Linked DNA regions of Homo sapiens: region 2 is linked to region 1. A link is a contact called in ENCODE Hi-C or POLR2A ChIA-PET data. All regions are on one chromosome and are shown on one strand. Each heading gives the region's core, a stretch centred on a gene start or an enhancer-like site at or near the end of the contact. The rest is flanking DNA. Distances are from core to core; before and after follow the strand shown. Region 1 holds the start of CCDC191 (coiled-coil domain containing 191). Region 2 holds the start of GSK3B-DT (GSK3B divergent transcript).

Region 1 (4,414 bases), core at 1,428-3,927:
TATTTCTTGTCTAGGTCCACCTTGATATTGTGATTTAATTGGTCTGGGATAGGACCCTGGCACTGCTATTTTTTTAAACCTCCTTAGGGTTAAGAGTCAAGATATAGAAATGCTAAATATAAAGCTACTCATTAAAAAAAAAAAGCACTGATTAATTAGCCAGATTATCCAAGTAATCTTTAGCTTAAAGAAGGGTGTGTTCCTCTCCTTACTCCTTTCATAAGTAGCCTGTAGCAAGAGGCTTTCTCATCTTACCCAGATCAGGGATCTTGTTTGGCCCAATAAAAACTGAAGGTTAAAAAATCTGACTTCTACTGTTTTACAAAGCAGAAAATATAAATTTCCACCCAGATCAGTCAGGTATTAATCTGAAATTAGAAGTAAAACCATCAGGGCATTTCCTTTCTTCACTCTCTGTAACTCCTAGAAGCTTGGAGAATTCCCTCTAATAGTCACTTAACAAATAGAGTTATCTTCTTTGCCAAAAATGCAGGTGTGTTTTGGCCGGGAGCAGTGGCTCATGCCTGTAATCCCAGCACTTTGGGAGGCCAAGGCGGGCAGATCACAAGGTCAAGAGATCAAGACCATCCTGGCTAATACGGTGAAACCCCGTCTCTACTAAAAAAAAAATACAAAAAATTAACCAGGCGTGGTGGCGGGTGCCTGTAGTCCCAGCTACTCAGGAGGCTGAGGCAGGAGAATGGCGTGAACCCGAGAGGCGGAGCTTGCAGTGAGCCGAGATTGCACCACTGCGCTCCAGCCTGGGCGACAGAGCGAGACTCTGTCTCAAAAACAAACAAACAAACAAACAACAACAACAACAAAAACTGGGGAATGGGGCGAGGGTTAATCAATCTGACTTTTACTGTTTTACAAAGCAGAAAATATAAATTTCCACCCAGATCAGTCAGGTATTAATCTGAAATTAGAAGTAAAACTATCAGGACATTTCCTTTCTTCAACCTCTGAAACTCCCAGAAGCTTGCAGAATTCCCTCTAATAGTCACTTAACAAATAGAGTTATCTTCTTCACTAAAAATTCAGGTGTGTTTTTAAAATAAGGGGATATCCTGATGATTTGTCATTGGAGCACTAAATCTCTTTTGGTTTGGCGTTCCCAGTTCATGAATTGCTTCTTACTCAAATATACTCTTTAAAATAATAATAATAATAATAATAATAAAATAAGGGGATATCTAAACTAGCATACTGACACATGGAGGTGGGAAAAATATAATACTCTTTCACTTACCTAACACTTTACCTTCAAAGCATCTTACTGATAACTAACGCAGCTGTACTGCTTAATAATTTTGTCACTGCAACAAAGAAAGAGCTGATCTAATTAAAATACAACTGAACTTGAAGAAGCCCTATGTTTTTACCTTTTTTTCTCTAGGCAGTAATAATGAGCACTAGCAGCAAAAATCCTTCCTTTTGGAGTCCTAAGAAATTATTCTAAATTTTTACCTTTCATCATCAAGTCCATATCTATATCCTATCTTGGATCCAATACATTATGCAACTGATGTATTGAAATAGCAGCAGCCTCAGTTTCCAAGTCTCCCTGATGCTTCAGTCTGTGCCCTCTAGTATCTAGGGCAACATATTTGTCATGTGGAATATGTCCAATGCATTTAGCTGGTAAATTTAGAATAAATCGCAAGAACAATCGCCTGGGGCCCTCAAAAAGGCCACATACATCTACAGAATATTATTTAGGAAAGTATAACTTAAGGGTGAAAACAGCTGGTGAAACTGCTCTGTAGCTGAAAGCTGAGAAGCTTCTCCATTTTAGTACTCTCATTTAGATTTTAAGCATCTTTTTGGGGACTGTTAAAAAGGTAGTCTGTGGAAAGCACACGGTGCAACTGTGACTTTGCACATGTCACATATGTTTCAAGTTTAAAATGGGGTTATTATTTTTTTCTTATCTTCAGGTGCTAATGCATCCAAATGGGTGATAGATACGGAGAGAATCTATTTTTTGAAAGTTGGTTGAATTTAGAAATTACTATGTGAATCAAGTATTAATGTATTCAATATCCATTTGCACTCCTGAGTTTATTTAGATACTTTACGTAAAAGTGAAGGGGCAGGAATATAGGCAGGGTATTTAATGTGAAGCTCTCTCCCGTTAATAAAGATCAATTACCCCAAGATTTGCAAAAAAAAAAAAAGAGAGAGAAAAAGAAAGAAATGTGCGAGAAGTTTCCTAAAATTTAAGGTAGGGGGAACGGAGTTTGCAAACTCCTTTCACCCCGATGGGCATTAGCAGACACCTCCGGTTTTAGAAAAGCGTTACAAACAGTTCTTCCACGATGCTGCCCACCAAAGCCGTAATGTGCCCAGACCCCAGAGCTCCTAGAGCATTTCACTCAGGGTAATGCTGGCTTTGGGGCGGTCAAGGCAGGGGCGTGTCAGCTCAGGATGAAGAGGCAGGAAGCACAGACGGGCCGCGACTGGCTTCCTGACTGCGCCGCGCCTTGGGAAAGTCCCCGCCCTCCAAAGCTCTCGATTGGGATCACCTTGGGACTCGGCTTCCTTGTGAACCGTTTCCAGCGATTCAGCCCCATCCTTTTCTTTGAGAAGGACCTTCCCTGAGGCGCCAGGAGCATTTTCCAAGTTCGAGCCCGAACCTCGGCCAAAGCTGCAGCAACCGCCCTTCTGCCCGGGCTGCCTCCGGGTCACGCTGGGAATTGTAGTTCCTCCGCCCGCAAGGAAAGCAGGCATAGGACACCGTCGAACCACCACTCCCACGAGGCTCTGCGCAGGCCGCTCGCGTTGGCTCAGTTACCATAGCAACGGCAGAGGTCCCTCGCTCTTGCCGTCATCAAGGCTCGCTTGAATGTCGGCTTTGCTTTTTTTCTGGCGCCCAGTGATGACGCAGTACTCCCTGATTGGCTCTGCACTGGAGGCAGTGATTTTGGGGCAGAGAATTTTGCAACACGTGGTAGTGAACTGTGAGGAGTTTGAGGGGTCTGAAGACTGAAAGAGTCGAATGGTTTGTTGGCAGGTAAGTGCCCCTTTGCCCTGCTGGTGTGGGAGCTGCTAGAGATGGATGAGTCACGTCGCGTCCAGACGCTTCCTGGTTGTGTTGCAGTAACGGTGATTGTACTCCCGCCATGTCTCCTCTGCTTCCCTTTTCAGGGTGTCCTGGTGGATTGGTTTCTGTAAGTTCAGATTCTCATAAATCGTGTGAGCGTCGCCGACACCTCTGAGATAAAAGGGCCCCTTTCGACTAGCCTCTGCTGAAAGGTAGAGTTTTCAGGAAGTTTTTATTCCGAACTGCCCATGGGAGGGTGGGACCGTCTTCAATCTCTGAGCCAGGTGCCTAGGGAGGTCTGGGGCCATGGAGATGGCCCATGGAGCAAAGATAAATCCAGGCTTATTGGCTTAGCCGAGGTGTTTCCAGAGACAGCCCATTTAGGGGTGATAAATGGGCTTATAAAGCAGAGTAAAGATTTAGAACAGGAGTTTTGAATTCAACTACTTTGTGGCTATATGACCCTAGGCAACTTGTTTAATAACTCAGAGACCCTGTTTTCTCATGCAAAATGGGGACGATAATACCTGAATCACTGGAGTGTTGTAATGATTAAAAATAAATGTATGTGAAGCATTCTGCCAGGAAATGTAAACTAAAGTTGATTTGAAATTGGTGAAAATGAAGTTAGGGAAGCTATGCCCTCGGACTGTTGCAGCGATCCTAGGACCAGCTCTGTAACTGGTCTGTCTGAAAGGCGGTTGAATAAATTGTGCTCATACAAACTATGCAGTACCACGAAGTAGTTTTTTTCAAAAGGGTAAGTTAGCTTTATGTCTCTTCTTCAGGAAAGACGTCTAATGTTTATTCTTGAGAGAAAAGCAAATTGCAGAGAAGTGCATATATTATAGTATAATATGTTTCCATTTTTGTAAAAGCAAACCCTGACCAAAACACTCCCTCCCATATGCAAGTATGTTTAAATATTTGTATGAGAATGGAGAAAGATTGCAGAGACTGGGAGGATGGATTAGAGGCGGGAGGGAGAAAGGGAAAAGAAGAAGAACACTATAGCAAAATGGAAACTAAGATTATAATGTGCTTGTGTACCAGATGGAACTTCTAATAAGCTCCCAGCCTATTAGAGTACAGCGCTGAAAACTAGACTTCAATAATTAAAGTCCTTGCTCTGCCACTTACCAGCTGGGGATTTTATCAGCCTCAGTTTATCATACATAAAATGCAGATAATAATGGTATCTATATTATGCATTTGATCTGAGGATTAATGGAGTGAATATATAAAGAACAGTGCTTAATACATAGTAAATACCCGATAAATGTTAGTTGCTATTATTGTCTTTCTATATGTGAAATTAATTTAACTTTTATTGTGATTACTGACATTTGGAATTCTACCATCTTATTT
Region 2 (4,414 bases), core at 755-3,254, 6.0 Mb after region 1:
AGAAAGCAGTTTGAAATCGAATCATCCAAATAAATATCATATTATCTCAATTCAAGGTTAATGAGACCGGGGGAGGGGGTATGGGAGGAGTAAAAAGGGAGCTGCTTCATCCTTGACTGAAGATAGGTTTTGCCCTTTTCCATTGCCTGTTTATCAGGAGGTCTAATAATTTCAGATCCTGGTATTTCGAGGTTTCTTATTTTAAGGGCGAGGTGGAAAAGGGGTGTAAAATAAAACCAATACTCACTGCTAACTTTCATGCTGCCAAAAGCTGAAGGCTGCTGCACCGGCTTGCAGCTCTCCGCAAAGGAGGTGGTTCTGGGCCGCCCTGACATGATCACTCTCTTCGCGAATCACCTTTTCCTTCCTTCCTCCTTTTCTTCCTTTTGTCTTTATGTTGGGGTGTTAGGTTAACGATAAATGCAGCATTAAGTTCTCCCACAGAAGAAAAAGAAAAAGACTTCGTCCTCTTGGCTTTTCACTCCTTTTGTATACTATAAAAAACAAAACAAGCGATATATTTCTCCTTCAAGACAGATCGGCACGGATATTTAACATATAGATGATTTAGGACTTGGGAAAAAATACAATTCTTTCCCCTCCCTTTCCTGGGAGGAGAGAAAAGAGAGGGCAAATCCTAAAAAAATATGTATCACGTGAAACGGGGGCAAATACTTGATTGAAAATGAGTACTTCGAATATTATATTTTCCTCGGGGATTTTTTTTCCGAGTCAATGAAGAAGGGAAGCGGCGGAAGGATCACGAGTCTCACGCTTGAAGAGAAAGGGGGATGGGTAGGAGGGAGGGAGAGGGAGGGAGGGGGTGGCTCGGAGATGCGACGGGAAACGCTGCAGCTCCGGCAAGCCGCGGGATCCGGCGGGCTGACGGCAGGGGCCCGGCGAACTAGAGGGCGGCGGAGTCGCGAGTCAGTCAGAGGCGGGCGGTGGCGGTGGCGGCGGCTCCTCTCCTCATTGCGCCAGGAGCAGCTGCAGGCGGCGGCTGGATCCAGCGGCCATGGCGGTGGCGGAGGCAGCTCCCTTCAGACCCCAGGCAGCGGCTCCTCGACTGTTCCCCATTCGCCGGGGACATGGGAACCCGGCAACCGCTTCCGTCCCTCGGGGCCCCCTCCCCCGTCCGCGGCAACAGCTCGGCCGCCCTCCCGCCCCTCGGCTCTGCTCGGTGCCCGCTCAGGAAGTGTCCGCGCTTTGCCCCAGCCCAGAGCCCTGTCAGCGGCTGCGGGGCCGGCTCCTCCTCGCTTCCTTCCTTCCTTTGTCACTTGGCCCGGGCGGCGGCGGCGGCGGCGGCGGCACAAGCCCGCATTCGCCCGGGTCAGGAGCTGCTCTGTGTGAGGAGCGCTGTCTGCGCAGCCGCCTTGCACTTCCCCACTCCTCCTCCCCCCTCCTACTCGTCCTCCACCTCCTTCCTCCCCCACCCAGCCTTACACCGCCCAGCGCCCCGCCGCCCGCGTAACAGGCGTCTGGGAATCGCCGGCCGAGCCCCACGCTCGCCCGCTTCGGCTGGGAGCCGAAGCCCGAACGGAGCCAATCACGGACGTCGTTTGTTTGCGGCTCCTCCCGGAAAAAGCCGATCAGCCTGAGAAACCAATTAGAAAGTGACGCTGGGAAGCCACGCCCAAAGAGCGGAAAATGCCGAAGGTAGCCGAACGGAAAGGGTGAATTCGCCTTGTTCGGTGGCTGGCTGGAGGAGACATTCGACAATGGCAACAGTGGCCAATCAGAGTCGCCGGCCCTTACGAAGAGGCTTGAAGAGTTGAGGACGGTGAAACCCAGAGACGCTGGTGAAACTGCACGGCTGGGCGCCGCCGCCGCTTTGTGATTGGCTGGAAAACTCCGCTGGGAGCGTACCTCCTTCGGTGATTGGTGAAGAGAAGGGGGCTTCCGAGGACAGTCTGGCCAGTCAGGACTTCCCCTCCCTCTCCAAGGTGGGGAGAAGAAAGCGAAGGGAGGGCGTCTATAAAGCGCTGTCTCATTGGCCTGAAGCTTAGGCGCTGGAGTTGGGGCAAAAGGGAGAGGGAGGGAGCCCGAAACTCGCGGCGGCGGCCAATCGGCTCTCACTGCCGTCCAATCGCAAGACCTAGCTGCAGTGTGATTGGCCTTCGGCCCCGGTCCCAGGAGCGGGGAGATGCCTGACTCGGGTCGTGGCTGACGACCCGACGGTTCGCCTGCGGCCGCCTCCAACAACGGTGGAAACCGCACACAGGGACCGCGGGCCCTCGGTGCAGCAAATCGGAAAGTGCTGCGGTCGGCGGCCCTGGGCTCTGAGCGCTCAAGCGAGCAGAGGGGTGGAGGGGCTCTCCCCACCCACAGGAGGCTCTCGGCGGGGCGCAGCCAATTCTGCGCGCCCAAGGCTCCCCTCTGCCGTGGATCGCGTGTGCCGAGTGTTGGCCTCTTCCCCGAAAGGGCCAGACGGACCAAGGGGGCCTTCCCAGCCGGCTGCAAGCTCTCAGACGCTAAAATGGGAACAAAGCTTCCAGAAAGGCAGCGCCTTTGGGCGGCCGCGCCCCGCCCAGCCGCGGGGGCCATTGATACAGAGGCTTGCTGCGCTTGGTGTGCGCGGCCCGGCCGGGCCTCTGGAAACGCCCATGAGAAATGAGCTCATGCTGGATGCGCGCGCTCCTTGGGCGCAACTGCCCAGCGCAAAACGGGCCCCGAAAGCAGGTGAGGGGAAATGCCGTCAGGCCGGATATCCTGAAGCCTCCGAGGAAATGGGGGGGTCAGAGGAGCCCGTGGTAGCTTTGGATCTTTTGGAACTAGGGTGATCTATAAAAGTGCAGCTTGAGAAGATTTCATACATAAGACCAGCGTCCATTGTTCTACCATAGAACCAGTTCCTTTGGTCTGCTTTAGAACAGTGAGGTATGGCTACGTCAAGATAACAGAGAAAGTAGAACAGACAGTTGCCATCCTGATTGTAATCCAGTGGTGCCTGTAATTTCTACCTGCAGAGTCATCTCTTTCTGTTAAGATGCTGTCTCCAGAAAGCACATGTTAAAGGACCTATATTTGATCAGATTACCTGGCTCTTGCTTTGAAACACTGATGAAGGACTTGGGACAGAACAAAGTAAGCTTTGATGGAAGACAGGAAAGGTCTAGATAGTGTTTGCAGATTCAAATGGCTACAGAGGCCAGACAAGTAAAGCAAATGAGTGAGACTGGCCTTGTGTAAGACAATGGGGAATGATAGGGAAAATGGCAAATTGGAATATCCATGCCATAACTAAAAGGAACAGCTGCTCAACTCTAGCAGATTGTTGCCCTCAGGAATGTGGGTCCAGTGTTCTCAGATGTTCAATTTTTTTCCTCCCAAAAGAAACCCCAAAATTGGATTTTTGTGTGAAATCTCTGCATTTTTAAATGTTGGTAACCAAATTTTCAAACCCTGCAGGCCAACCTAAAAACATCCCTTGGCCAATGAGGCATTGGAAAAAGTGTTAATAATTGTTAGGGGCCCGATAGCAGTAGGAGGGTGAAAACAAAATGGTTTGGGACCTTAAATAATTGAAATGTATCTTTATTTATTTATTTATTTTTGAGACGGAGTTTCACTCTTGTTGCCCAGGCTGGAGTGCAGTGGCGCGATCTCGGCTCACCGCAACCTCCGCCTCCCCGATTCAAGTGATTCTCCTGCCTCAGCCTCCCAAGTAGTTGGGATCACAGGCATGTGCCACCATGCCAGCTACTTTTGTATTTTTAGTAGAGACGGGGTTTCTTCATGTTGGTCAGGCTGGTCTCGAACTCCCGACCTCAGGTGATCTGCCTGCCTCAGCCTCACAGAGTGTCAGGATTACAGGCGTAAGCCACCACACCGGGCCGGTTGAAATTTATCTTTAAAATAGTGCACCTTTAATCCTTTTTTTATTTCTGTGTGTATCTTATAATGTGCATATCATGTTAGCTCAAGATCAAGAGTTTATGGACAAGCCAGGAGTGGTGGCTTATGACTGTAATCCCAGCAATTTGGGAGGCCGAGGCAGGTGGATCGCCTGAGGTTAGGAGTTCAAGACTAGCCTGGTCATCATGGTGAAACCCCGTCTCTACTAAAACTTTAAAACTTAGCTGGGCGTGGTGGCGGGCGTCTATAATACCAGTTACTTGGGAGGCTGAGGCAGGATAATTGCTTGAACCCAGGAGGTGGAGGTTGCAGTGAGCTGAGATCGCACCATTGCACTCCAGCCAAGGCAACAAGAGCAAAACTCCGTCTCAAAAAAAAAAAAAAAAAAAAAGTTTATGAACCACTAGTTTAGACAAAGAATAGTTGTACAGTTGTACAGATGGATAAGGAAGGAAAGAACATTCCAGGCAAAGAGAAAAGGTTATGCAATGGCTGAAATGTTTAACAAGGTATTTGGAGACCTTGAGATAGTTTGAAATTATGTAATGTCTAAGATGTG

What was found. Hi-C counts contacts between places; a loop is a spot of excess contacts on that map. ChIA-PET counts read pairs that join two places held with the same protein, here RNA polymerase II (POLR2A). Pooled maps may share reads with other maps.
Region 2: a map of CD8-positive, alpha-beta T cell shows a loop between it and region 1 (14-fold over the local background). The contact joins the promoter of GSK3B-DT here to the promoter of CCDC191 in region 1. A Hi-C loop is called at or near these places in 2 of 168 maps with a recorded cell type or tissue (CD8-positive, alpha-beta T cell and naive thymus-derived CD4-positive, alpha-beta T cell) and 11 of 50 pooled maps. POLR2A ChIA-PET finds 5 or more read pairs at or near these places in 1 of 52 experiments (PC-9).

Annotation. Positions count from the first base shown.
Region 1 is chr3:114,053,849-114,058,262 of GRCh38, forward strand. It overlaps CCDC191 (coiled-coil domain containing 191), which reads right to left and starts at 2,678. Exons shown (of 17, transcript NM_020817.2): 1 at 2,529-2,678. The coding sequence starts at 2,618. QTRT2 (queuine tRNA-ribosyltransferase accessory subunit 2) reads left to right here and starts at 2,889. Exons shown (of 10, transcript NM_024638.4): 1 at 2,889-3,016; 2 at 3,151-3,258. RefSeq lists an enhancer at 2,420-2,829.
Region 2 is chr3:120,093,100-120,097,513 of GRCh38, forward strand. GSK3B-DT (GSK3B divergent transcript) reads left to right here and starts at 2,005. Exons shown (of 3, transcript NR_186629.1): 1 at 2,005-2,679. It overlaps GSK3B (glycogen synthase kinase 3 beta), which reads right to left and starts at 1,348. Exons shown (of 11, transcript NM_001146156.2): 1 at 248-1,348. The coding sequence starts at 335. RefSeq lists enhancers at 1,527-1,936, 1,563-1,857, 2,137-2,456.